Regions from separate parts of the Mus musculus genome. Here region 2 is linked to region 1. Evidence: chromatin loops called from intact Hi-C (ENCODE). Cell type or tissue: gastrocnemius. All regions are shown on one strand. Links, peaks and the distances in the headings refer to the core of each region. The heading gives the core; the rest is flanking DNA. Region 1 overlaps Neo1 (neogenin). Region 2 overlaps Cd276 (CD276 antigen).

What was found. Hi-C counts contacts between places; a loop is a spot of excess contacts. Peaks named below come from ENCODE experiments on the same cell type or tissue, not always from the same donor. Only the 100,000 strongest peaks of a DNase experiment are listed, where the experiment ranks them.
Region 2: a loop joins it to region 1, with 3 times the contacts of the local background. A loop is called at or near these places in 24 of 42 quality-filtered maps.

Annotation. Positions count from the first base shown.
Region 1 is chr9:58,866,165-58,880,931 of GRCm38, forward strand. It overlaps Neo1 (neogenin), which reads right to left. Exons shown (of 28, transcript NM_001042752.1): 26 at 14,428-14,691; 27 at 11,864-12,000; 28 at 8,515-11,193. The coding sequence ends at 11,110. Among named protein-coding and RNA genes, the nearest start is that of Hcn4, 51 kb to the left of the region's middle. In gastrocnemius, for the core only: a CTCF peak has its summit at 7,969; DNase peaks (open chromatin) are centred at 5,103, 7,968 and 10,937.
Region 2 is chr9:58,534,178-58,548,944 of GRCm38, forward strand. Cd276 (CD276 antigen) reads right to left here. Exons shown (of 8, transcript NM_133983.4): 2 at 6,490-6,763; 3 at 3,092-3,430; 4 at 1,279-1,575. The coding sequence starts at 6,568. Among named protein-coding and RNA genes, the nearest start is that of Cd276, 13 kb to the right of the region's middle. In gastrocnemius, for the core only: a CTCF peak has its summit at 5,867 (motif pointing right); DNase peaks (open chromatin) are centred at 5,866 and 7,975; H3K4me3 peaks cover 404 bases; H3K27ac peaks cover 2,223 bases.

The DNA.
Region 1 (14,767 bases), core at 4,364-12,363:
GGTGGAGGCAGAGGGGCTAGGGGTCAAGGGCAGCCATAGAGCCAGCTTAAGGCCAGCCTGGACAGAGTAAGCCCTGTTACAGCAACAAGAAGTGTCTTTTTATTGCCTGTGGTGGGGTGGGCCACACTCCTCTAAGCTCTGTAGTTCACTGAATTCTTGGTTTTAAAACAGTTGTTAAACGAATTTGCCATTGTGTTGTACATTTATTTGTACATCACTGTGGGGTGCTGTGGTCTCTTCTTTGTTTCACCTGTGTAGGGCTCCAGTCTGGAGATGGGAAAGGCAAGTCAGGTTCTCACGCTTGCAAACACCGCTGTTCCAAAAGCTCCCAGTTGCGAGGTTCCTGCTGAACTGTCTCTAGGCTCCATATCCAGTAGTGGAGCAGTTACTGACAAATTAATCTTCTTTTTATGAGACAATGCCAACTTGTTTAAGTAGTTCAAACAACTTACACTCCCACCTGCAGGGTATGAGTTATTCTTGCTCCACATTCTTGCCAATAACGCGGGAGTCATCAGGCTTCTTCCTCTCCCAGCCTAGTGCTAATAATTGTGTTTTAATGAGCAAAACTCTAATTACTAGTAACACTGGGTCTCTGTTCATATACTAATTTGCCATATACTTTGTTCATATACTAATTTGTGTTTTTACTTCTGAGAAACAGGAATTTACGAGTTTTGTTCTATTTTCTATTGTCATTTGTCTTTTTGTTGATTTGTAGGACTTTTACACATATTAGGAAAACACAATAAATTTTTATTAACTATGTGTCACAAATATCCCCTTTCTATGTGTGATTGGTATCATGTGCTCTCTCTCCCTCCTTCCCCCTCCATCTCCTTTTCTTCCCTCCTCCTTTCCTCCCTCTCCTCTTATCTGTTTTGATAAGCGGATGATTTCTATATTAAAATGAAGTTTACATTTGTTAATATATTTCAAATTCTAGAAATTTCCCTAGTGCCTTCTTTGCCTAAGACATCTCTCCTACTCTGATCTTCTTCAGTCACTTTCTTTCATACTCCATTGCCATAGGGCCACAACATAACTACAAAAGAGGTTGTATATGTAGACTAGGGACCTGGAATACTTGCCAGTTGTCAGTTTTTATCAGTGTGGTGATGAAATAATCAACTAAAAGCAACATCAGGGAGGAAGGGCTTGTTTGCCTCACACTTCCGGGTTACAGTCCATTACTACAGGGAAGTCAAGGCAGGGACTTGAAGTCAAGTGTCACACCCACAGTCAAGAGTGGAGAGAGAACAGACACGTGGGTCTTGATTTACTGCTTAATCTCAGCGCATTTTCTCCCTTCATACTGCTCAGGACTCCCTGTTCAGGGATCGGCCCCACCCATGATGCCCTGCATCTTCCAACATTAGTTAACAGTCAAGGCAATCTCCCAAGAACACGAGCACAGAACAGCCCAATCTGTGTAATTTTCCATTGCGATTCTTCCCAGGTGGTTCCGGTCGCCTGTGTCAAGCTGATAGTTAACACTCACTAGTACACCAGCTTTGAACATCTTGGCCAGTTCTTTTAATATGGTTTTATAATGGTCTTCATCGGGTTTTACAGTTCACTGGATTTGTTTCTAGCTGCTCATGGTTTTGTTACTATTGCTAACTTTATCGATGCTTCCTATTGAGGTATAATTCATATGCAGCAAAATTCATCCATTTTAAGTGTGGAGACAATGAGGTCTTACAACCACCTCAACACTTAGAGTCAGAACATTTCCACGACCCCCTCCCACCCGCTTCAGTTCCTTCCTCTTACTTGGTTCCCAGCAGCCTGCTATTGTAGCCCTCATGTTCCGCTGCTTCTGAGATTTCATGTAAGTGGACTCAGAAGCACTTAGTCCACACCTGCCTGATGTACTTCCCTTAGCCCAGTACTTTTGAGCTCTGCCCATGGGATGCTGTGCTGAGTTTCCTTGTATGGCTTGGTCAGGATTTGTTTATTCATCGATGAACAACTGGGCTGTTTTCATTGTTGCCTATTAAGAATAAAGTTAGTATGAATATCTCTGTTCAAGACATATGAGTGTGGATTTTTAAAACACTTAAGTTGGCAAATACAAATTATCATACGCAACATAATGCATTGAAATATGTACTTAGTGAACTGGCTAAATTGAGCTAATGGGCATGTATTACTTCATATGTCATATTTTTTTGTGGTGAGAACACTTAAAAACTTATTCTTCTAATTGTTTCAAAATGAATATAAGTTTTTGTTGATTATAAATACCCAGCAATGATTCTCCTGAGTCATATGATTAATATATTTGTAATTTCATTTTCCAAAGTGGAAGGGCTGCTTGCATTTCTATCAGCAATTATCCGAGCTTCCTAGTCACTTCATTTCCTTACGCTTGCAATCAGCTGCCATGTATGTATCAGCTCCAGAGGTATGCCATGTAAACTCTGCTTTCAGTTTGCATTTTCACAAGGACTAAAGATGCTGTGTGTCATTTTCGGCATCTGTTTTCCACCCATATATGCTCTGTGGTAACAAATGCTTATTCAAAGGTTTACACAATTGTCTCTCACAAGCCCTCCATTTCCTTATGGTTGAATTATAACTAAAATATTCAACATATAAGTACTTGATAAAATAGTTGTTTGGGAATTATTTTCCATAAGTTTGTGGTCTACCTTTTTATTTTCTTATTTATGTCTGTCAAAGGTCAAATATTTTAATTTTGCTGATGACCAACTTGCCCATTTTTTAGCGATTTGTGTTTTCTGACCAGATAACTAAAATGACACAGTAGAAAATATCTGGGGAGTGGAAAAGTCAGAATCAGTGATGAAATTATTTTAAAAAGCAAGATATAGAGAAACCAAATAGGAATATGCCAGATGTAACTTCTATCATATCAGTAAATGCATTGCATGTAAATAGACTAAACATTCAAATTAAAGGCAAATGACTTACAGAGAGGATAAAAAACCCATGATCTAGCTGTATGCTGTCTACAAGAGACAGATATGTATTATCCTCAAATATATCACTAAGTTGAAAAGAAAAAATGTGTAAGATATACCAGGTAAAACAACAGCCAGTAGAAGACCAGAGTGTCACTCTAATACTGAAGACACTTTAAGGCAGAATTATTGCCAAAGACAAAGGATATTTTATGAAAATGGGTAACCAATAAAAAATATAACATTTATAAAAATACATACCCCTCAAATGCATGAAGTAAACCTGGAAGAAGCAGACAGGCCAACAGTAATAACTGTCAGCCAGCACTCCACTTTCCGTATGGGATAGAGCAGATGAACTGAAGATGCATGAGCACTGATTTAAAGCCAGATGTGGACGTGCCCAACTGCATCCCAGCACTGGGAGCCAGATGTGGACGTGCCCAACTGCATCCCAGCACTGGGAGCCAGATGTGGACGTGCCCAACTGCATCCCAGCACTGGGAGCCAGATGTGGACGTGCCCAACTGCATCCCAGCACTGGGAGCCAGATGTGGACGTGCCCAACTGTATCCCAGCACCTGAGGACAAAAGCAGGAGGAGTAGAGGTTTAAGGACAGCCTGAACTATATGAGAGCCTGTCTTCAAATAACAAAAAGCAAGTAGAATACCTGGACAACTTAGACCAACTATACCTAAAGGTGTCTCTGAACACTTCCTCCAACAGTACCCTGACATACATATGGAACATTCTCCAGACAGACCACAGGTCTGAATAGATTTAATAGAGATGAAATCATATAAAGTATATTCTATGATCAGAAGAGAATGACTCTCTCTCTCCCCCTTCCTTCTCCCCCCACTACCCCCTCCCCTCCTCTCTCTCTCTCTCTCTCTCTCTCTCTCTCTCTCTCACACACACACACACACACACACACACATACACACACACACACACACACAGAGGCAGACACCCTGCCAAACATGGGATGCAGCAAAAACAACGGTAAGAGAAATTTACCATTCTCTGTTCCTTCATTAGAGTTATTCCTTACTCTCTTTAGAAAACTCATTTAGAAGCATTTCTGTTGTAACTAGTTACCTGCTCTTTGTTTTCTTGTTAGATCTGGCCCAAGCAAGCAGTATTGAGGGAAGCTGTTCCTTTCTTGAGTGGAATTGCACCATTCTCTCCACCAGCTTCATGACCCCCAAGCTTCTGCGCAGGGCTGGAAATGGTGTCCTTTGCCAAACTGTTGCTCAGGTTTCCATGCTGGGTGGTGATTTCTGTTGTGAAGGATCTGTGCCCTCCTCTAGGCTGGGAACAAGTCAGCAACATATGTCTAACTTGTGCTGCGTACTCAGGCACCACAGGCTCCAGAAGTATCTGGAAACTGTATAATTTCTCTAATTTTGGGATAGGAAAACTCATTCTGATAGACTGGAAATATTCCTTTCTTCGTAATACCTGCCCATCCCACATTCTCTCTGGCTTCAGTTCCAGCCAGCTTCCCTTCTGTTAGTCCAGACTGTTCATAATCAGTTTCTTCTAACCTACCATCTCCCAAGGAACTTCATCTATAGGAGCCTGCTCTCATCATTTTCCTTCAAGAATCCCAGCTTTTCTTTTCCTTTCAGAAAGCTGTAAACCACTCAGAATTCTCAGCAAGACCTTTGTGTGTCTCTGTGTGTGCTGGTGTGAGTCCAGGAGCACAGAGGCTGGAGAACTCCAGGCATTGGGTCTCGACTTTCACCTTGTTAGGTAGGGTCTCTGTTGTTTGTTGTTGTGTATGCCTGGCTAGCTGCACCATGGTTTTCAGGAAATCTCCCGTCTCTCTCTTGCATCCCTCTCTCTACCTATCTGTCTCTATCTCATAGAAGTGCTGTAGTTACAAACCTGTGCCACTCTGGATAGCTTTCTGTGGATTCTGGAGATTTGAACTTGGGTCCCTGCGCTTGACTCACAAGCCATCTCCCCATCCCAAGACCTGTTTTTGAGTTTATGAAAGGTACCCACATTATCCTTAACTCACTAGGCTGAGCCCCAACCTGCAGCATCTGCTCTGCCACATGCAGTTCAAGTGGTTCCAGCCTTGTGCCCTTTGGATAGCACCAGCTCACTCTACCCAGCGAAGGTACCCAGCCAGTCCTGTGCACGTGCCTCAGCCTCTGTACTGGCCTGTTGGAGTTCTGGCATTTATCCCAGTGACAGGAGTCTGAGCCGGACACGGATGCCTCAGAGTTGTCTTCTTTCAGACATCCATGTGAAGTGGGCAGCCTTGCAACACCTCTATCTGCCCATACGGGTTCTCTCCTGACATCTCAGACTCGGTGGACATGCCTCTTCCGAACAAGCCTTCCTAACGACGTGCTCCTGTGCAGGAAGAGCTTTATCAAATTCCCTCAGCGCTGGGTCAGGATGCATTAGCTCTCAGACTTCAGGTCTTATCTTTCTCACAAGAGAAACTCATTTACTAAAACCCTACAGTGCATTAGGCACTAAGGTGGAGAATCCAAATACATATAGTTCTTTCCTTAAGAAAGTTCTTATGTATTGGAAGAAACATTAAAAAAAAAAAAAGATCAGGGATCTAGTTAGATTGGGTCTAAAATACACATATTCTGACAGAGCCAGTTCTGAGGTGAAGGGGAGAGGGAGAGAGAAAGCAGAAACAGTACAGAGGCCACACACAACACATATTATGCAGAGGCAGTCTGCTCTGTTGCCAGGCCAAGTAGGGAAAGGGAAAGGGGAAGGGAAAGGGAAGGGAATGGGAAGGTGGGTCATGCTGAACTGTTGTGCAGGAGACTGCATGATGTTGAGCAAGGGAGACAGAACTTAACTTAAAAAAAGATACTGGCCTGTTGTAAATGGTCATCACCAGATTCCATGTGAGACTAGACTGATTAACAGACAAGGAAGTGGCACTCTGGGGGCACATTTGAGAGGTAGAGCTGAGAACTAGCTGAGCAACGAGTTAAAGTGTATGGTGCAGAGAGCATAAAGTGGTTCCCACATTCCCATCTGGGAGAGCATAGAGGTGTTCATAGCGGGGGCAAGCATCTAGCAACCAGGTGACAGGAGTCTGCTCCAGGACCCTGAGAACGTGTACAATGGGGCCCAGGACCTCTTAGGATTTGGACACTGCTGCCTATGGCCCAACTGTAGTGAAAGTCTTGCACCTCTCCTTGATACCATGGATTTCTTAGCTTCAGACTCTTAAGGTCTTGCTTCCAGAGAGCCCACCCACATTAGGCCAAGCTTTTGATGCTCGTCTCCTTGTCTAGAGGCTCTGCTCTGTTTGGGCAGTGCCTTGTGCCCAGAGCAGCTGTCACTGCAGACTTTGGAAGAGACCTACTTCATACAAGGTTAGACAGCATTAGGACACGCTGCAGAGCCACTCACTTTAAGAAGCTCTTTTGGATGCCTCAAGCCATTTTCTCTTGATTTCCCCTTGGGAACACTTCTCCCACTCTCTTATTTTTTTTTAAAACATATTTCTATTTTTAAAAAAGATTTATTTATTTATTTTATGTATATGAGTACACCATTGCTCTTTTCTGACACCAGAAGGCGGCATCAGATCCCATTACAGATGGTTGTGAGCTACCATGTGGTTGCTGGGAATTCTGGAAGAACAGTTGGTGTTCTTAACCATTGAGCCATCTCTCCAGCCCCTACCCCAATCTTCTTAAAGGTACAACTTTCCAGGCCCACCCTACTCATAATTAAGGAAATTTCAAATTACCCTTTCTCTGAAATGCAGCAACTGCTCAGCTCTTATCTTTGGGTAAAGGACATCTTAACATCAACAACAAACACTAAGCTTAGGGGTTATGGTAAGTTTAAATAGTGTATTATTCCAATATTACATAGCACAAGGAGTCTAAAGTATTATTTATATTCCTGTTGACTTTAACTGTTGACTTGATATGGCCTAGAGTCATCTGAGAGGAGAGCTTCCACGGAGGAGTAACTACCTCGATCAGAGTGGCCAGTGGGCAGGTCTATGGCAGACTGCTATATTAACTGATGTAGGAAGGCCCAGGTAACTGCACATGGTACCATCTGTAGGTCCGTGGTCCTGAACTGTGTAAGTAAAAAGCTGAGTGTAAGCTGGCCTGTGAGGTAGCCAACAAGAGGCATCTTTCATCTCTCTTTACTCCTCTGGAGGCGAAGTGATTCCTTGCTTGGAGATAATGCTGTGATCCACCAAGTAGAGCAGCTTAGACTTCTCTCGTGGACTGTGACAGGAATTGTAAGCCCAATACATCCTTCTCTTCCCTAAGCTGCCTTTTGTCCGTTTTTATTACAGCAGAATGAACTAGAGTACTTCCCTTCAATTAATCTCTCATACATCTTCCCCCAGTACCCTAAGATTTCTTTTCATTGGCAGCCAGAAACCCAAGGTCACTAGCATAGCACTTGCTGGAATCTTTTGTGTGGCCAGGGGTGGCTCCTCTTAGCTCCTGCTTATTCACATGGCCTTAGCTAACCATTTGGTGGCTTATTTGATGCTCTCTAGTCTTTCCAGACGGTGCTACCTACCCCTGGCAGGAGGGAGGAGATGACTGACTGGGGCCAGAGGAGGTTTTCTTTCCCTGCAGAGCTTTGTCCATGTTGTTCAACTTGGAGCCAGTCTTGAGGTAAATTTCCTTTTAGTTCTCAGAACCAAGGTAGTAGTTGTGGCATGAGCATGATTTCTAAGGACTCTGCGAGGCAGGCAGCTCTCTTTCAAGTGTACTTCAGGACTCCAAAGGGGCCCAGGTATCATAACTCTAAGGACCAACCAATCAACTTGAGGTGTCTGCAAGGTAGGGAGGGGCTAATGGAAGAAGCCTCCTAGTAGGCCCTAGACCTTATCTTTAGGGCTATCTGTCCACTCATCCAAGAGGCAGGCATCTGCTACCGTCAGTCAGAAACTGCGTATACCTGGAGGCAGTCAGAGAGCAACATGAAAAGAAATTCTTGTCTGTATTGAGACCACATGCCTGTAGAACGACTTACAGAGCCATCATTGGAAAGTGTGCCAACAGTGCCACCTAGGGATGCAGAGGGGATAGCTCGGATGATCGATGTGGCCGGAAAGGGATCCAATCTCAAGAGCAGCTTTTCCAGGCTGCAGTAGCAGTGTATCTGGTACCTATTTGTCTGTCTGGATGCTGAGGTAAGGGCAGGCAAGCATTCCTGGAGCTTTGGAGACTCGGACTATCCTGAGGACAATCGAGCACCACTAACAGGGATGGTGGGCTCTATCCAGGTTTCTAAGTACAGGCTGTCAGCAGAGCAGATGGACACAAGGACGGAGGGACACTGCACTCTTGATCTAGCACTAGCTCTGTCACAGGCTAAGAGATGGAAGGGGGCCTGTGGCTGCAGAGGTCATCACTATTCTAGGCATGGGAAACCGAAAGATCTTAACAGTGGAGCTCAGCCTCTCCAGCATAGGAGAGCCACCTCAGCACGATGCTGTGCAACTCAGGGTGGTTCTGTGCTAGGCGCCATTTGCCACTCCTTGGGCTTCCCCACCCCCTCCTTCCTTCCCCTAGAGGTAACAGTGGGATATGGACAGGAAGAAGACACATCTTTGGGGCTGGCAGTCAGACATTTCTTTTATTACCTCTGCCCAGATTGCCATTCTAAATCCTGCTTTATAGCAGTGAGAGCCACAGAGAAGTCATCGGAAGCTGGAAGTAGGAGCCCCTGAACTTTTAAGGGAAAGAACTTTTTGACCAGACCAGTTTGATTGGATTAAAAAAGTGTATTGGACTTCCAATACAAAATAAAAACATGAAATTGTTTTTAAAAAGCCATAGAGTTTTACAGCATCAACTACAGAAAAGGCCAAACAAGTGTGTACAGAACTCAGTCCCAGCAGCCCTTCGGACCCCTCAAGCAGGTAGCGAGGCGACATACACGTTTGCTCCACACCCACTGGAAGGAAGCTGCTAGGCCCCAGCTCAACTAGGACACGACAAGACACACAATGGTTTAGTTTCCAGAGTCACAGGAAAATATAAGACATATTAAATTGTGAAATGGTGTAATACAGAATAGCTTTGCATTTTCTGAATTTAAAAAATTTCCCCAACTTTTAAGTTACTTTATTTAAAAATACATCCCTTCCCGCCCCATGGAAATTCTGTGGCAGTATCCAGGTACCAAGGCCCTGAGGTAACACAAGTGCTGGGGTTCATGGGAAGGAGTGCTCTAATTACATAGCATGCTCTGTGGGCAAAGGCTAGACAGTTTCTGAGGAATCTAGCCTCCAGGAGGCCAGAACGCTCTGACAGCTTTTTGTAGAACAGTCAAAGCACACCGGGTGTCCCAGAACCCTGCCTGGTGCCGTCATGTGACCAGCTAGAAGAGCAACAGGAGTTAGATCATTGCATTTTCATATCCCCCGCCCGCAATCATACAAAGAGCTCATCTTGTTGAAAGTAAAAAAAGGGTTAAGACCTCAAAGGGGTAAAATCACCCATGTTCAAGGACAGGTAGGCTAGGCTAGCCACTGGTGGTCTGAGTAGTCTCACTGGCTAAGGAGCCCAAGCCCGACTGACTTTCTATACTGTCTTCCAGGGATCTATTGGAGAACATGAGGCCTGAGGGTTAGTCTTATACTTTTCATTATACATTAACAACAACAACAAAGCCAACCAAATACACACCTCAGCTTACCTCTTTAACACTCTGCAACGTCTTCTGCGTGTGGCTGAACCCTCAGCACACCTGGAATCTCCTGCTGCCTCATTCTAACTGGGGTTTGGCTGAGCTGCTGGGATAGATGAAGGCACCTGCTTCTGCTGACCCTCTTTCCACTATCTCTGTCCTCTGCTCCTTGAAGAAACATGTGGGGAAGCGTCATGGGTGCCACCCCATCTTGGCTCTCACCCTGGTTGATGTTTTTCAGGAGAGCCTCTGCAATGCCACGAGAGCTGCCTGGCTGAGGACTGGTGCCCAGAGAAGCAGGCATCCTATTTGGAATAGGAAACCAAGATCCTGCCTTAGATTTTAACCTTCCAGAGAGAACCAATACTAGCAACACAAAGGGAGTCTCCACCCTGTGCTTTGTAGCTTCTCAGAGCACAGTCAGGCTCTGGTTCTACTTGGCATCTCTCAAGCAATTAAACATACATTGATAGAGACCTCAGTGTGGACACTCCAAAGAGGAAATGACCAAGATACCAGGGCAGCTAAATCACCAAAGTCATCCACTGTACAAGAATTTATAACCAGATCCAAACAAAACTCCAGTTGCTATGCAGTGACACGAAGATGGAAATGCCAGGAAAGGACACTAAAGATGCTGCTTTCATTCTCGGCAGGCTTCTGGAACAAAGTACATTGACAGAAACATTCACAGGGCCTCAGCAGCCCCTCCATTTCCTATTCCCAATCCCCAATCCCACCCCAATACTGAATCTGCACAGAAAGCAACAAACAAGTCTTTTCAATGTTACATTTCATTCAAATAGATCTGTAATCTCACAGTGATGAGAGGAGAAAGTCAGGCCTTTAATAATTATAATAAAAAAATAATAAAAAAGCTTACAAACAGCAATGCAACATGTCCTCCCCTCAAAGTGATGGATTAACAGCTGGCAGAGGATGCAATGTCTCAGAATTAAGAATAAAAATGAAACCCACAACAAGCCAATGCCTGTCAGTGGTGTCAAACAACCTCACTGTTGATGACTTTCCGTAAGTAACTGGAACCACAGTCAAGTGTCAACTGCTTGAGAGAACATCACAGACTCCCTTGGCTTCTGATAGTGTTTTAAGGTAAAATAAAATAGGACACAAAATTGTACATAAATGCCAATGTCTACACTCCATAAAAGTGATGCAGTTGCAGCACAAAGACACAAGCCACTGACCACAAAGCAAAAGGCAGGTCGTACTTCTTGCCTCTTCCCTGGACACAAAATTTTGGCCCATAGTGCCCAGTCCTGCAGGCTCTCAGCAGGCAAAGGGAAGCTGCCTCCACACAAGTGTAATCCAGGCTGACCAGGAGAAGGCAGGTGGCTGTGCCTGGAGCCAACCCCACATGGAGGCACTGGCTGGTTTGCTGGCTCCTGCTCTCAAGTGCTGTCCTCTCGTACTCTGTACAATTCCTTGTTTTCAAGGTTAAGTTCCGAGACTTGTAGACTCAGGCTTGGAGTCATGTCCAGGCGAAGGTCATCAGGCTGTTGTGATGGCATTTAGGTCCTTCATTAGTCCTTCCAGGTGGGCCATCTCTTTGGTCAGCTCATCTGGTTCATAGCTCTACAGAAGGAAGAACACCATTACTGGGAATGATCTGAAGAGCTGTCCAGAGCTCCAAGTAGCCTGGCCAAAACTGCCCTGGGACGCTGGCCTACAGAAACCAGGTGGACTCCATAAAAACAGAAGCAGCGGACATACTCAAGGCCATTAATAAAGACAGCATTTCTTCACAATACACAATGCCTTTCTCCTGACTTACACATACTCCTCAGCTCACAATGACCTCACAAGGCAGAGAGGCTCTGTTGCTTCCTCTTCTAGATCTCTGTCAGAGCAATATAATGTGTGTACCCAGCATCTCTGGGCTTAAGCTTTCTCTTTAGAGAACCCAGTATCTGGAAATGCAGACATTGAATACTGGAATTTGAAAACAATCTTAGGCACCTTCTCTTCCAGGAACAGAAATGAGAGGAAGGATATATATATATAACTTTGATGGGATGATAAAGCACTGTAAGACTTATCAGAGTAGGTCTGATATCAAACCAAACCCATAGTACATTCCCACAGGATATGGGGATGCTCCAAGGACACCTGTTTGATGAGTGATTAAATCTGCTTTATATCTATGGTGGCAAAGACCTCAGTGTACACAAATGTACAATCAGCTAATAGCATGCAAGCAACTCCCTAGGACATCCTGGCCAAGCCGAGGGCCCCAGGAACTTACACTCTCGGAGTCTTCCAGCATCCTGGTGGTCTCCTGTACTTCAGGGGCACTCGGAACAACCACTGGCATAGGAGGCCGGCTCCTTCCTAACGTCCCGATGGAGGCTGTTTTCACTGAGTGAATGTGATGGTTCAGAGCTGAGGGGCAAAGGGCATTGTTAGGTTGTGGCTAAGGTTGATCCCTTAGACCTCAGCAGTCCACCAGGGGTGGAAGCTGTTTCAATGTGAGGGATGCTTGTAGGCTCAGACAGGGATCTGCTCTGAAAAGTTATCAGAGCAAGATGGAAGGAAGAAGGCAAGAGGGCAACCACGAGGCCAGAGAAACACTCCACTGCCTTTAGAAAACTAGTATTTTCTCCCAATGGTTCTCAAAGTATGGTGAGCCACAGACTACTCATAAATACCTGGGAGTAAAAGCTCATTCATTGTGACACTTAAGGAACACATGCCTTTTTTTTACTAGGTTTTATTTGTATTGAGGGTACACAGCAACATGGGCAAGACTGTTAGGAGCCTTAGCAATGAAGACAGCAGCAATAAGCTGTGAACTTAACTAGGGTCATGCTTTTATATTTTAACAAGCTAGTATATTACCCTTAATGAAGCAATAAGAAATTGTTTTATTAAATCTTAACTCTCAAAATTACATGTGTTTAACAAAATGCAAATGTTTCTGCTATATACCACACACAGAACCATCTTCAAGAAGGGGACCGTGATAGACTCACTTGCCAGTTGAGGTTTTATCATGTAACAACAAAACTTTTAATTCAAAGATGATTGACACATGGGTCATTCAGACATTTATTTTCCTCCTTCCTTCCTTCCTTCCTTCCTTCCTAGCTTTATTTATTATTATGTCTAAGTACACTGTAGCTGTCTTCAGACACACCAGAAGAGGGCACTGGATCTCATTACAAATGGTTGTGAGCCACCATGTGGTTGCTGGGATTTGAACTCAGGACCTTTGGAGGAACAGTCAGTGCTCTTAACCACTGAGCCATCTCTCTAGCCCCAGATATTTTCTAGAAATAGAAAGAATGAGCTATGAACTTAAGGAAAATATGACAGATACTGCCAATATTAAAATCAAAGTTTTTGTGAAAATTACCATTTTGAAAGACTTGTTTCTGTTATCTGACTGTGAAAGCTTCTTACAATGAATGTGTGAATATTTGGAGGATTTTTAAAAGTTATTGAACCAATATCTTCCAAATGTCCAACGTGTGTTTTAGTGTTACACATCCAAAGCGCAAGCTAAATCTAATGCAACCTAGTGGACCAGACTGTGCAGAGTCCGCAGACAGACAGAGATGCTGCACTATAAATCAGTCTTGGAGAAGCTACAACTTGTTGAATTTTTCCATTGTATCAAAAAGAATACCCAGACTAGGCTCGGTGGCATGTATCGGAAATCCCAACAATGAGACGGAAGGACTAAGAACTCTAGACCGGTGTGGGCAGTACAGAAGCCCCCTTTTTCCAAAAACGAAAGCTCCTAAATATCTAAAAGGTTATGAAAGTACACTGCCATTTGCCAAGTATGTATCTGTGAGGGCAGAGTTTTAACAACCAAAACAACTTATTACAGTAGACTGAGTGTGGGACACTTACAAGGTAAGAGAAACTTAGTGATAACTGTTCACCAAAAAAATAATGTGCTAATTATCTTTTAAATTAATTAAAATTTAAAAAACTTTCTTGTATTAATTACTAATATGATAAGTACTGACATACTCCATACACAGAAACAAGATTGTTTTGGGATTTTAGATTAGTCCATCCATTCTCAGCCTTGGCAGTGGTCCTGATCCGTGTGTCTTTAGACTAGCACTGATTGCTGAAGAGGCTTTGAGAGACTGAAAAAATTTGAGAACCACAGACTTATTCTGAAACAAACCATAATAAGCAGTGGCCAGAGTCCCTTGCTGAGCTGTGAAGTACAGCAAATGAGTGCTCACTATCTTGAGACTCCTGGTTTTCAGACCTGGCCTCCCTGGCCCTTGTTTAGCCTGAAGAGTCTTTTAGAGTGAGGTGATTCCAGGGGCCTAGATGGACCAGCTCTGTTGTCCAAACCTATGTCACTGGATTTTAATACCAGGGATCCCACACAGAAATCACAGTTCAAAAGTTCAGCCCCTGCTCACCACTACATTATGCTATGGCTTGTATGTTTTCCCCACAAAGGGGACAATGACACAGAGCTTCTCTAAGTTGCTATGAAAACTTTGGAGGATATTGCTTTTTCTTTAAAAAGTAAAGGGGAGGGGCAAGTGGTGGTAGCACACACCTTTAATCCTAGCACTCAGGAGGCTGACTAGTCTACAGAGCAAATTCCAAGACAGACAGGTCTACACAGAGAAACTCAGTTTAAAAAAAGAGAGAGAAGTAGGAGCAGGAGGAGGAAAAAGAAGAGGAAAGAAGGAGGAAGAAGAAAGAAGAAAAGAAAAAAGGAAAGAAAAAAGGGATGTGAGAGTGGTATCGGAGGGTGAGTGGTAAAGACCTCTATCCCAAAGCTGGGTCGAAGCCAGCGGCCCCTCGGTCGATGCTGCTCCTCTCACTCACCTTGCTGGGACAGTAATGGTGTGCTTGGCAGTGCAGGATCATAGAGAGGAGGTCCTGGGGGTGGGATTGCTGGCACAGCGAAGCTCTTCAGAGGGTGGGAAGGGCGGACATGGGCTGTGGGAAGACTCTGGCCTGAGTCTTCCTCTTGGGAGCTGGCCAAGTAAGAGGAGCTAGTAGCACCCTCAGGGTCCTGATGGTCAGTGCAGCACGTCTGAGACGAGGACGCTGGCATGGTGTCCGTGCTGGGGGTATTTCGAACAGATTCTATAGCAGGAAAGCTTAAATGTTAGTATTTCTTTACCATTAAAATATGCAGTTGTGGCTACTTCCAGGGGTTCCC
Region 2 (14,767 bases), core at 2,133-10,132, 330 kb before region 1:
GCATCTGATCCCTTGGAGTTGGAATTATAGATGTTTGCAAGCCACGTGATATATGTGTGCTTGGATGTAAACTCTGTGGTCTTCAATGATAGAGCATCAAGGCTTTTTAGTCACTAAGGCATCTCTCCAACCCAGTGAAACACGGCTTTCCTACGATGTTCTCTGTAAGATCAAGGTGGTACCTCAGAATATGAGAGAGCTGAGGAAGGGACTCCCTTAGAGGCTGCATAGACTGGCTCTCTACAGCGAAGGTAGGTTCAGTCTTGGGGAGGTCTAGGTGACACCTTAAAAAAGCAAGAGTTAGGAATAAGACTTACTCCTGGGAGATAAGCATGAATGCTGGCCACTGGCTGAGTTCATCAGGAGAGAAACCCACACAAGGTCCAGCACGCTCAGCAGGAGAGGTGAGCCGCAATGAGCCTAAGGTCTACACAGACACTGGCAACCCTTGGAAGTAGAAAGCTGGGTGGGCTGAGGGTGCCAGGCAGAAGTTATGGGATGAGAAAAGATAAGGACCAGTGACAGACACCCTGATCTCAGAGACAGAGAGGACCCTGGGAAAGCTCACACAGCCCAGAGGGAGGCACTGGGAAGCTAGACCCAGCACACAGATCTACTAAAGGACTGAACAGAGACATGTCAAGGCCAAACACAGAGAGTGACTGTCCACCTTGGCATGAAGGTGAGCCTGAACCCTCTTTAGATCCCCAAGCACTGAAGGTGCCTACTTGAACTAGTGCTGACCTGGAAACCAGAGATTTAAGAGACTCCTCCAGTGTGAGTCTCAATCTAGCATTTGACCACATGAGGGCAGTAGAGACAACTCTGACTAGTGCAATGGTAGCACTCTAGTCTGCAGGGAGAAGTGCTTTCCTTCTTGGCCCAGTTGAGTGAGATGCACCTTCAAGGCTCCTGGGGTTTCACAGTTGGACAATAGACTTTTTTTTTCCACACCAAAGACGTGCCCATTGGAAAACACATCCTCACTCAGCAGGTCTCTGAGCAAGCCTGTGTCTGCCCCAGAATCCCACCTACCCTCTAGATTCCAGGAAAGTACTTTGTGGTCCAAGTAAGAGGCACAAGTACCATGGAAAGCAAATGTGACAAAAGATTTATCAGCTCAAGAAAACAAGTCCCTTAAAGACTCCTCACTGGGGAGGCTTTGGAATATCTGAAATCTATATGACCACCAGTACTTTTACATTGATATTCCAGTTAGGGCCTAGAGGAGAGGTAGCTGCTCCCTCAGCTCTTCCTCAGCTCACAGGCTCCCCTTACCTGTGATGGTGACTGAGCCGTGAGCATCTTGCTGCAACACCGGGTTGCGTACCAGGCAGCTGTAGGTGCCGTTAGCACCCAGCACCACCCTCAGCACGCTGTGAACATCGAACAAGCCCCGCTCGTTGGCCATCTGGGATGTGGTCACATTGCCAGTCAAGGGCACTCCCTGTCCATCCTTCCAGAACACCTCGGCCTCCGGATAGCCCTGGTAGCTAGAGCACGTGATGGTCACCATGTTCCCTGGACGTAGGTCCTTGTTGGGCTCCAGGGTCATGCTGGGCTTCGAGTAGGGGGCTGGAGGGTGGCAGAGGGCAGAGAGCGATGACAGTCAGCACAGGGGAATCCAATGGAGGAAGGACACAAGAGGCTGAGGGTCAGGAGCCAGCTCTGGGGCTTTCTTTGATGGTGGTATGAGCAGTGGGACAGGGGACGGGCTGCATGCAGGGGACAAGGAGTGGGGAATGCTCCCGCCTGTGACTCAGCTGCCACCTGCAGGCTGGCAGCAGCATTGCGAAAGTTCCGGATGCCCACAAAGCAGGGGAAGCTGCCCTCATCAGCTACATCCATGCACGGAACCCTCAAGAACACACTGCCCTGTGCCAGCGGGGAAGAATGCTGTGCTGCTGGGATAGGCCTGCCCTGGACCCAGCCCCCAGGGAAGCTGCACACCAACTATTTGGTGTCTGAGTTGCCAGATGAGATTAAAATGGGCCAGGCTGAAGCCAGGCTCGAGGGTGGGGGTGGGGTGGGGTTAGAGGGGGAGAGCAGCATAGGGTGGTGTCACTGCCCATCAGGGATACCCCAGGGTCTTCAGACCTGGACCTCCATGCCTCCTGAGTCAGAATCACAGAGACCAAGCATTAAGGAGGAATAGGACCTCTGCAGCCGTTCCACAGCCTCTTCCTCCATCAAAACCCAGGACTTCTTCCCTCTCATTCTCTCGAGACAGATTGAGTCTCATATCTGATTTTTCATAGCAGGCTGCTCTTGACTGACAAGAGCCATCTCTGGGATCCAGACTTGGGGTGATAGGATCATCGAGAGTCCCGCAAGAGCAAACCCCTTCCCCGCAGAACTCCTTTCCCTCTCCTGTGCGTGACCTGCTGACCCAGATGCAGCTCCATCCTTCCAGGAGGTCTCTACGGCCTTGGAGTCTGGGGAGTCAAGAAGGCCTTCGATCAGTGGCTCCTCGCTACCTGGAGAGCCCTCCCCCACCATCCTATCACAATCAAGCATCTCACTTGTTGGGAGACTGGAGATAAGGAACTAACTTCCTTTAACTTCAAGTGTGACTGATAAACGCTATAACCCTTTAAATTACTCCCCTTTAAGTTACTCCCCTTTAAGGTGCCACTTAAAACCAAAAACTAAAAGCCCGTGGGGCTTCTGTGGATTGTGATGATCCTACTGTAACACCAAGTTGAGTCCCAGGCATCTGAAGGTGCCATTAGCATTCTGGACCACCCTAAGCATGCTGTGCACATCAAACAAGCCTTGCTCCTTGGCCACCTAAGATTCCGTCACAAGGCCAGGCTGCTGAGCCCTGCCGCAGCCTCTGGGCAGCCCCGGGAGCTGGTACATATGATGTCACCTTGTCCCCAGGTTGTTGGGCTCCCGAGTCATGCTGGGCTTTGAGTAGAAGGCTGGAGGGTGGCAGAGGACAGGGATCATCACCAACAGCATCAGTGCAGGAGATAGTGGAAGGCGCACAGGCTGTTAGCGCAGGCTCATCTGTGGTACAGCAGCGTGTGAGAGGCCACATGCAGAAGGATAAAGAGTGGAAGCAGAGGGTACCCCTCTCCACGCTCACCGGCCACCTGCAGGCTAACAGCAGCGCTGTCAAAGTCCTGGATGCTCACAAAGCAGGTGTAGCTGCCCTCGTCGGTTACTCGGACGCGCTGCAGCCTCAAGGACGCATTGCCTTGCACCAACAGGTCAGGGAAGAGCGCTGTGCGGTTGGAGTAGGCACTGCCTTGGTCCCGGCCCTCCGTGAAGCTGTGCACCAGCTGTTTGGTGTCTGTCAGCTGCCAGATGAGGTTGAGCTGTGCCAGACTGAAGCCAGGCTCTGGGGAAAAGGAGCAGCGTAGGGTGGCATCCGTGTCCACCAGGGCCACCACGGGGTCTTCAGAGACCTGGACTTCCACAGCTCCTGGGGGTGAGTTGGAAGGGGTAGGGCAGTTAGGAAAGATGAGGTTTCCTCAGGGTCTCTCTCCTTTTCCAGCTACCTCTAGGCTCTGCACACGCTTCCTTTCAGGTCAGAGGCTCAGAGTAAGTTCCTATCTATGTTCCTCACTGCAGGCAGCTATTTGCCAACATGAATTAGAAATGCAACAAGGACCAAGACCCAGGTCATACCCTGGAGCTCGTTTATGTCGGAATGGAAGGCAGGCAGTTTGTGATGGACACAGATGTTCATCAGCTTGTGATTAGACAATGTGGGGGAGGGGGAGGGCTTGGTGTTAGAGCATCACCCAGCTTTGGATCCGCTCTATTCTAAAAAAAAAAAAAAAAAAAAAAAAAAGGGAAGCTGTGGGTGGAGAAGAAAGAGGAAGTACTTATAAAAGTCAAAGAAAAAGAAAGAACCAAAGAAGAGGCAGCTTTCAAGCCTGGCAGCTTCTTTCCACCTGCCAGGTCCCTTGCATTTTCCTACAAATACTATCTGTATAGGAAGGGTGCCTGCAGAACTAAACACCCACTGTTCTCAGTGAACTCCCTTGGGTGAGAGAACTTCATGAGTGCCTTTCCTTCTCTTCTCTTCATGAATAAACATACTTAACTTCTATGCAAGAAAGAATACCCATGTCTTTAAATAAGGTGTGAGGCAGGAGCTCTATGAAACACATGTAAGTGTGTCCCAGGAAGAGGGACCAGCAGGTACAAAGGCCCTGAGGTGCAGATCAGAAAGAGCACATGGAAAAGCCCACTGGAGGCCAGCCAGACGGGGCTCTGAGAGATGCTGGAAGAAACCTGGGGTCTCCCACCTTCGAGAGGATGTCATTACGGAGGGCACTAATTATTAGATGTGATCTGGGTAGCAAAGCCTGAAGCTCACCCCGGCTCGTCTATAAAGGGAGACTCTATCGTGGAAGAGTGAGGGGGTGGGTAGTCGGGAGACCAGCTCAGAGGTCCTCAAAAGAAGTGATGGCGACACAGCTGTAGAAAGGACACATGAGGCTATGAGCACAAGTCAGCGAAAGGCTAAGCACTCAGGAGGCAGAGGCAGGAAGATCTCCATAAATTTGAAGCCAGCCTGGTCAACATAGCAAGTTCTAGGCCCTGCAGTGAAGAGCAGCCACAGGGATTGAGCAAACCAGCCAGATCTAAGATGCAGCCCAGAGAATTATCAATATTTGCTGGTTGATGAAGGGTGAGAAGGAAGGAATGTGTGGTGATTTAAATGAGAATGTGCCCCCCCCCCCTTCGCGTGCATATGTTTGAATGCTGTTGGAACTGTTTGGGAAGGATTAGGAGGTGTGGCCTTGTTAGAGGAGATCTGTAACTAGCATGGGCTTTGAGGTTTCAAAAGCCTGTGCTCTCCTCTCTGCTTTGTGCTTGTGGATCGGATGGAATCTCTCAGCTACTGCTCCAGTGCTATGCGGGCCTGCCTGCTGTCATATTCTCCACCATAATGGAGAGGGTCATGGACTCACCCTCTGACATTGTTAAGCAAGCCCCCAAAGGAAATGCTTTCTTTTATAAGTTATAAGAAAATGGTGCCGGGCAGTGGTGGCGCACGCCTTTAATCCCAGCACTTGGGAGACAGAGGCAGGTGGATTTCTGAGTTCGAGGCCAGCCTGGTCTACAGAGTGAGTTTCAGGACAGCCAGGGTTATACAGAGAAACCCTGACTCAAAAAAACAAAAAACAAAAAAAAAAGAAAGAAAGAAAGAAAGAAAGAAAGAAAGAAAGAAAGAAAGAAAGAAAGAAAGAAAGAAAGAAAGAAAGAGAGGGGGGAGGGAGGGAGGGAGGGAGGGAGGGAGGGAGGGAGGGAGGGAGGGAGGGAGAAAGGAAGGGAGAGAGAGAGAGAGAAAGAAACAGGCTCCGCTATTGGCCCCCGTGCCTTCTATCCTATAAACTTTCCAGCACAAACAAGCTTCAAATGAAGCCAGCTGAATACAGCACCCATATAAGGCTTAGAAAATTTGTATTTGTTTTGTGATTAGTCTTTTACTATGAATTCTACACACACTCTTTCTTAGTATGTGATGTCTAGAGGTTGAAGCTGGCCCTTGATATCTTTCAGTGATTCCATGAAAACTCAGGCCAGTTTTCATCTTTGCCAACTAGATCTACGTGTCCCCTTGTAGGGGACATCTAGGACATGGAGCTTAGTCACCCAAAATTCTTTCTAAAGAAGTTAGAACCAGGCCAAGTGTGGTGACACACACCTTTTATCCCAACACTTGGGAGGCAGAGACAGGTAGATCTCTGTGTGAGTTTGAGGCCTGCCTGTCTAGATAATGAGTTCAAGGACAGCCAGGTACACATAGTGAGACCCTGTCTCAACCAAGCAAACACACTCACACAAAAAGAAGTCTGAACACCCACGGATAGAGATGGTGTTGTCTCTGATGACCACTAGATGGCGCCAGACACTTGGCTTTGTTTTCTCCATAAGGTGGATGACTACCTAAACAGGGCATTTACTTAGCCAAGCACTAGGTGGGAATTTATTCAGCATGGGGACAGAGCACTGTGAACATAGCAATCATCCATTCAGTCCCTGAGGTTAGACCTTGCCTTATGAGCGAGGTGACAACAGGCAATAAGCAAAGGAACCATATGTCCAGTGGAGGTAAATTATAGGAAGAATGTAATAAAGCGCTCGGGGCAGGGATGATTTAGGGAGGGAGGAAGAGTGCTATGTTGTTTTATACAAAGTAGTCAAGAAAGCATGCTGATGACCTGTCATCTGAGCAAAGGTTTGCAACAAAATAAAGAATGGAGTCATGCCTGTGTCTGAGGACAGAAAGTTTTCGGCAATGGTCCTGAGCAGAGTTCACACAGTGTGTTCAGGAACTTGCATTATCATAGCATACTGTCCCATTTTACAGATGAAGAAGCAGAGGCTAAGGTAAAGGAGGTTGGTGGCCTGTGGAGCCCAGAGATGGAAATCAATATGCTTCTTCAAGACAGAGACAGCCTGGCTGGAGCCCAGGGAGGAGTGGACATCCCCACATACCATCATGATCATGACCCTTCCCCTCACCTGTGAGGCAGAGGCACAGCACCCCCAGTGCTGTGCGCACACACACACCCACACTGGGGCCACCCCATCCTCGAAGCATCTTCCTGTGAGACAGCTGACAGCTGGGCTCTCCGTGGCGAATGGCTGCTCCTGCCCGTGGAAGAGGAAGAGGGGCCTTTGTCTCGAAGTTCCTCCAAAGGCCTCAGGATCATCCAAATCCAAGTGGGAAGAGGCCAGGCGGCCAGCCAGACAAAGCCGATGAGCTTGGGGTCCAGGCTGTACCAGGTCACTTTGGCTGATGGGAGAAATGGGACAGTAAAGGGGTAGACTTTAGACAGACTTAGGGTTCAACTTGAAACGTCTACTCAACTACTAAAGGTAGCCAGGAGCCACTGAGGGTTCTGGAATAAAGAAACCACATTGTCAGGGCTACTTCGATAGCATGTGCAGGGTAGATGAAAGGGGCCAGCCGAGTGATAAGGCAGGAAGAGATCACAGTGACAGTATCTGAGAGCATAGGACACGGGAAGGCAACTGTCAAGACACTTGGTTCTGAGACCTGGTTATTGGGGCAGGAAATGTGGAGCCTTTTGTCCAAGGCATGTTAGGTTAGGAGCATGTGTGCAGAAACCCCAGGACAGAGCCCTAGCTAGGAGTAGCAGAAATGTAAGGATGTGGAGTCTGGGAGAGACATCTGCTAGTTTAATACACATGTACCAAACAACCAAGGCCCAGCAGAGAAGAAAGAGACCAGGGGCAGGGCTGGGGTCAGCGTCAGGCCTCAGCAAGAGTTGGATCGCTTACAACAGACCAAGCCTAGCCCAGGGTGGTCCCAGACTCCCCTGGGTTTAGCTTGCAGGTGCCTGACTCAGGCAGGCTGCAGGCACTTCTTGTGTCTCTTGCTGTTGCCTGCTCAAGCCATGTGACCCATGTCCACCCGTCCCACCTAACAGTAATTAGCAAGAATATGAACATTTTGTATCCATGACCACCTCCAGAGATAGACCGTAGGCCTTGGTCACATTTAGCAGGAGAACCAAACAAATACATAACAATACATAACAAATACATAAACAAACCCAAACACAGGAGCTGAAAGAGCCCAATCCTTCCGAACTCCTTTTTACCTCTGATGGAGCAAATGCTGCCTACAGCCAAGCATGTGGTCTAGCCTCAGGTACACAGGGACAACCCTTCCATCCCTATCACACACTTTCTCGACCCCCCCCCCATGTCAGGCAGCTGCACAGAGGGAGTCCCTCAGCCAAACCCTGCATCCTGGCCAGCCACCCACTTCCCTGGCTGTCCACGGTTCACTGCGGGGGAAGCCCTGGGCAGCCACTTCCTTTCCAGATGCTTCCAGTCCAAAGTCTGGTGGCCTCAAAGCCTGGCTGTCTAGGTGCTGAGTCAGCAGCCCCAATTCATAGTGGCACCCTTGGGGACACCACTTCCTGCCTGACAAGGGCACCGTCAGCCTGCAGGAAAACCTAGCAGGCAGCTGCCTGTACTGCTGGCTACGTGCCACGGGAAGCTAAAGCCTACAGAGCTGCCAGCTTCTAAGGCTTCTGTCCTTGTTTACTTCTAAACAGAAGCAAAACCAGGGAGCTGGGATGTGGCCCAGCTGGCGGAGTGCTGTCCCAGCAAGTACACAGCTCCTGGTTCAACCTCTGAGCCCCTCTTAAACCAGGTGTGGTGGTACATGCCGGTAAGCTGGGCATTCCCAGACAGAAGCGGGACGATCAGGAGTTCAGGGCCATTCTTAGCTATGTAGTGAGTGAGGGCAAGGCCATCCTGGGTCACAAGAGATGCCGTCTCAAAACAAAAACAAATCCGGAGTCTGTCAGCGATTTTTGGACCCCCTCACTTGGCTGCCTAAGCCTGCCATCTAGGGCCACCAGGGACCCCTTTACTGATCCTGTAAGTCCCACATATCACCCCTACCAAACTCAATTCTCTCAGGTGCCTTCTCTTGAGACCTAAGACAGGAATCAGCTCATGTCCTCCCCTGCTTAGGAATCTCCCATGGCTCCACAATAGTTACAAGAGAAGACCTACATATCTCTACTTGTCACTGAAGGCTTTTCCTAGGATGCCTTCTCATGCTGCAAGCTATTTCCTGCTACTGGGCTTTACCCCTACCTAGAATCACTTGTGAATGTCTGTTGAATATGTGGGATCAAAGAGTCCCTCTCCTGGTCAGGCAGAGTTGAGTTTCCCAGAGCATAGCTGTTCCTCACTCCAGAAGGCCCAGGAGAGGCGTCCAGAGTGGACACTAGCCTTGTTCCCTTTGATTCTTCTCCTTCATTCTGGACTCAGGAAGCCCATCATTGTAATCCAGCCTAGACACTCCAGGGAGCCCCCACCCCCACCCCCACGAAAGACTACAGAGTGCTTTGGCCTCTTGTAGAGACACTGTAGGTAAGAGACAGCCATTCTCACTTTTGAAGCTACTGCATGCAGATTCAACCAATCCCAGAAGATTTAGGACCCAAGGACACTCTTAAGACATCACCCAATGCAGACCTAGATGGGCCAATCTTTTCCCCCTTAATCCAGGACCAGCTAAGTTTCTGTCGTGTACAACTGAAGGAACCCTTATATATATATGTAGATTCGCCTGTGCGTTGGACAATCCCTTTAATAATGCATGGAATACCTGTAGCAGAGGCCGTGGGCACAAAGGTGACTAATGTGTCTGCATGTTCTCAAATAGCAGACCCAATACAGAAGGCAGACATGCCTTTCACTAAGGTGCACTTTAAGATTCCACGAGGGCTGCTGTGTGGCATCTGAGAGCCATCATAGCCTCCGAGTGTGTCCTGAGGACCTGGAGCAGCTCTCCACGTAAGGCTGGGCAATGTGAGATTCATCTTAGCCCCATCTGCTGCCTCTCAAGCACATCTCCTTGATATGGCAGCGTATGAAAGACCAAGGCTCGAAAGCAGAAGGAACTGAATGTGATCATCAGAACTCAGGGACTACCAGGCATGGTGGTACTCGCTCCAGGACTGGGGAGGTGAACAAAGACAGATCCTTAGGTTTACTGGCAAACCAACCCAGCCTGCTTAGTGAGCTGTGGGCTAGTGAGAGAGCCAGTCTCAAAACAGAAGCAACTAAATAAAAAAACAAGGTGGACGACAATTGAGGCTCAGCAGTCAAGGTTGTCCACTGGCTTCCACAGCTAGTGCCCACCCAAGCGCGCGCGAGCACACACACACACACACACACAATGACAGAAAATGAGCCCAAGGTTTGGGGCTCTGCCACTTCACTGTACAGTCTTACTAAGGTCTCCCACAGTGGGGGGTTGCATAAGGATGACCCTCATAGATTCATACAGTCGAATACCTGGCCTCCAGTTGTTCAGGGAGGATTAGGAGGTGTGGCCCTGTTGGAAGAGGGTTGTCAGTAAGGGCAGGCTTGAAGTTTCCAAAGATTGGTGCTGTTCCCAGTGTGCTCTCTGCCTCCTGCTTGCAGCTTAAGCTGTGAGCTCTCAATTCTTCCTGCCACCATGCCTTCGCTCTGCCATCATGGACTTTAAAGCCCTGGAACTGTAAGCTCTTAAACTTAAACTCTTCCTTTTATAAGTTCCTTTGGCCGTGGTGTTTTATCACAATTTAAAAAATGATCACACCAACTTTAAAAAAAAAAAGGGAGGAGAGTGTGGGCAGCGGGGGGGGGGGGGGGGCTGGAGAGATGATGGCCCAGTGGCTAAACGCATTTGCTGCTCCTGCAAAGCACCTAGGTTCAGTTCCCAGCACCCACATGGTGGGCCACAACCATCCGCAACTCCAGTTCCAAGAGATCTGACCCCCTCTTCTGACCTCTGGTATCAGGCACTCCCATGGTACAAGATATACGTGCAGGCAAAACATTCATACACATAAAATAAATGGCTCTTGTTTAATTTGTAATTATTCACCGAAGTCTTTAATATTTAACGTCTAAGCATTGACGTGCATGGAGCACATGCACAGAGGTGAGAGGTTCTCTCTTTACCACATGGGTCTTGGGGATTGAACTCCGGTTGTCAGGCTTGGAAATAGGCACCTCGCCTTGCTGAGCCATCATCTTACTAGTCAACGTCCTCTCTCTGAGTGCAATGTTTCTAAAAGAAAACCTTCGCTAAGTTTAGTGGATCTCTAATATATTAATCCTTAGTACTATCACGCAAGTGACACTGAAATACATACAGCCATGTCACCACAGAAGACACCAATTATTTCCTTAAATCTGTTCTTTCCTGAGGCATTAGTAGTCAGGCACAGGGCTGCTCAGCTAAAGACTACAGATCCCAGACTCCCTTTCATCTGGGTGTGGCCACAGGATCATTTCCTGGCTAATACGATTTCAGAAGAACTAACAAGTACAGTTTCTGGGTCAGGTCCTTAAAGATGGAAGGCACACTCTTTCTTTCTTTTCATCCTCCCCCTTCCAATGCATGGACCAGAGATGAGGCAAACCTTGTAGGACCAAACTGCCAGGCAAGCATTACAAGCCAGCAAGATAGAGGGTCTCTGGGGCTGCGGTTTCCACCCTGGATATAGCCAGATGGTCACATGGGTGAGACGTAAGCATCTGCTCCAGCATAAGTCACTGTTATTTTGGTCTTTCTTACGGCATCTGAATGAACTAATTTAGGGAGCCATCCCTCTCTGTTTATCTCTTCCTTCTCTCTCCACCCTAGGAAAATTGCTACTGCTCAGAGCCACAAAAGGAACCGTCTAAAATAGGTGTCTCAAAATGTGAGCTACAGACAGTCTTGACAATCACCGATGGATCACAGAGCCCAGCTAAGAGATTATTTCACGGATGGAAGTGACCCAGGGTGTGTAAGAAAAGAGCAAAGACTGATGCTTAGAACAAATGGGTGAATGTGGGCCCACAGAATAGGATGTGGAGACGAGGGAGCGAGGCATACTCCAGGGGAAGAAAAAAAAATCACACTGAAAATAAGCTAGGTTCGTTCCCCAGCAAAGTGAGAGACAGGGGAAGTCATTCACACAAGGTGACCACAGAAACCAGAGCTGGGATTCCCGCAGAGACCAGAGACTGGGGACCAGCAGAACGAGAAGAGGCCCCAGGGCAAATCCTGGAGTAACCTCAGAAGTGGATGGCTAGGTGTCAGAACAGGAGGCCTTTCCCTGGCCACCCTTGCTCAGCTCCTATGCTCTCTCTGAGGATGGACACCAGCTACCCCCAGGCAGTCTGCTTGTGTTGAAGCAGATCACTGGCAGAAAATGCTTCCTTACACTGAGCCCAAATCTCTCTCTCAGGACAGCCTATATTGGTCCTCATGAAGCCCCTACAACCACACAGCAAGCATGTGTCCTTTCTCCTGGCCCTGCAAATATTTGCAATCCCTTGACAAGGTCACCACCAGGCAACTGTGTCACATAATTCACTAAAAAAAAAAAAAAAAAAAACCAGATTATCAAATGTGTGGCCCTAAGCCCTTGCACTCAGTGCCACCTTCTCATATCTAGCTACCTGCTTCTGATGAAGCTGGGGAGGACTGGAGCTCCCAGGTTGTTCCATGTGTTCTGACAGTTCACTGGCCCCTCAACTTCCATAGTTGATTAGGCTGGCTGGCCCACAAGCCCTTGGATCTACCTATCTTACCTCCCGCAGTGGCTTTAACTTGGGTTCTAGGGATTCAAACTCAGGTCCTTGTGTTTTTAAGGCAAGCACTTAAGGCAAGCACCATCCTCTCAGCCCCTAAGATGACACATTTTTATAATAAATATAGGGGAAAGGTTTGGAGAACCAATGTATAATGAAAGTATAATATGGCCAGTCCTTTGGTGCCGGTGCATACTGGTAACATGGGTAAGGAGGATTAGCAATTCCTTGACAACTTTCAGGGAGGCTTAGGGAGGACTGTTCAGAGAAGGGGACATTCCTCCGTCTGGGAGAGGAGGTGGCAGAGAAAGTGATGGAGTGAAGAAGGAACGTCACCGTCACCGCATATTCTGGGAAGACGGCGCCCTGGGAGAGAGATGCTGTGGGAAGATGAGGCAGAGGTCACTTAAGGATTCCAGGTTGCTTCTGTGCAGCGGGGAGCTGGGATGCTGTGGCCCACACCTCCACCCCCTCTCCTCGTTCTACCCCAGACTGTCTTGAAATATTCCTGACAGCTTCTTGGAGACAATGACTCGTAAGTTCGCTCAGCATAAGGACAGCCAATCCCAAGGGCCAGATGAAATTAAAACAGATCTCCGCTTCTTCACCTGGCTTGCTTAGTTCCCCCTGGCCATCTGTGCTTTTCCTCCTTGGCAATGGAGTAACACTCCAGGCGGGTGTGCGTGTGTGCACAGACACACACACATACACACACACATACACACACACACACACACACACACACACACACACACACACACACACGCTTTCACACCCCTGAGGGGCGAGGCTCCACATGAATGCTTATTTTCTCCACAATCCTTAATGAATTCCTCTTTTATTTCCAGTGGCTTCTTCTGATTCCAGGGATCAGCCCCCTTGCAGGGAATCTACCCGATATGCAGGGAGGTTGTGGCTCAACCTCAAGCTTGGGCTTGTGACCAGATCTGACTCAGGGATAAACCCTTGTCCAACTCCCAGTTCAGGGATGGGATGTGAGCCAAGCTGTAACCAATCAGAGTCTTTGCTCAGCTTTTCTGCAGAAACCCTCAGTAAAGACTTCCTAACTAAGGCTCCTAGGAAGGATATGGTCTGGGCTGTTAGCAATCAAGTCGTCAGTTATCAGCAATCTAAAGGAACTGATGCAGGGGCTGGGGAGATGGCTCGGTGGTGGATAAAGTGACTGCCACTTTATCAAAGCATATCAAACAGGATCTGAGCTTAGAGCCCCAGCACCCACACCAGCGGTTCTCAACCCGTGGGTCACGACCTCATGGGGGGGGTCACACATCAGATATCTACATTATGACTCCTAACAGTGGCACATTGCAGTAACGAAGTAGCAATGAAAATCATTTTATGGTCGAGGGTCACCACAACATGAGAAACTGTATTAAAGGCTCGCAGCATTGGGAGGGTTGAGAACCACTGTCCTACAGAAAAGCAGGGTGTTTGACTTCTGGCTTCTATTTACACACACACACACACACACACACAGAGCCATAGACAAGCTTGCCCCTGTATGAACACACTCACATACATAGATACACACTCACACACACAGACACACACTCATAAAGCATGCACTGCATCCAATCACACCCTTCCAGGGGGGACCACAGACCTGCTCATCCATTTGAATAACAGCTCAGCTCCAAGGAAGCCCGATCTGACCTGACTCTGCCCACTTCCCCTCCTCTCCTTCCTTGCACTTGCCCCTCAATGCAGTGAGCTGCTTCCAGCTTCTACAGCACAAGATCCTCCTTCCTATCTCAGAAGGGATGGTTTTTACCATTATAGTCGCTCATGCTGAGAAGGCATGGTAAAACCGCTTTCTCCTGAACAGTAAGGTCAGAAAGAACAAAGTCTGCCACTTGCTGTTCAGTGTGCCTTACCTGACACCTCAGAGCCTCCCTGAGTAGCAACTACGAGTGCTTCCATTAACTCTTACATCCTTAATCCTAGCGAAGAAGACTTGCCCCGTAGGGACCTCGGTGCTTCCTGCTAAGTGGTTGGATGAGTGGATGGACATATGCATGAACAGACAGATGGTTTCCATGAACAAAGGATCTAGAAGCTTGATTGTGAACCCATCCCTAGAATGTGGGAGTAAAGGACAAGTCCACATTTGTCTTCTACTTGATACAATCTGGGTTTTGGGGGAGGGGGTTGTTTGTTTTTGTTTGTTTTACAATGGATGTGCAATCCTTTTTGCAATAAATGAATAGAAAAGAGAAATAGCCATATCTAAGATGTATAGAGCTGTACATCCTGGCTCCCCCCCCCCCCGCCCCGCGCCCTGCTTACTTGCTAGCCTTTCATTCTTATCCCCTAAGAAAGGTCCCAGCCACTGACTGAGATCACAATTAGATACTGGGCTGGCTACAGCTCTGAAGGTCTGCTTGAAGTGGGTCGTAATGTCTAAGAAAGTGGCTTTAGAGCTGGAGGTTCAAATCCACACTCTGCCATTCCCAAAGGCATGTGATTTAGGATATGCGCTGGTCCTCAGTTTGCTCATTCATAACATGGGAATAATATTCCCAGTCCTCTCAGGGCTTAGCTGAAAAGGTGATCTAAGCTGACCTAACAAACACTAGATACCCTGTAAGTGGATGACAGACCTGGGAAAGGGAAGGGTCTCTAGAATGCGTTCCCTGGGGAGATGTGTCTGAGATGG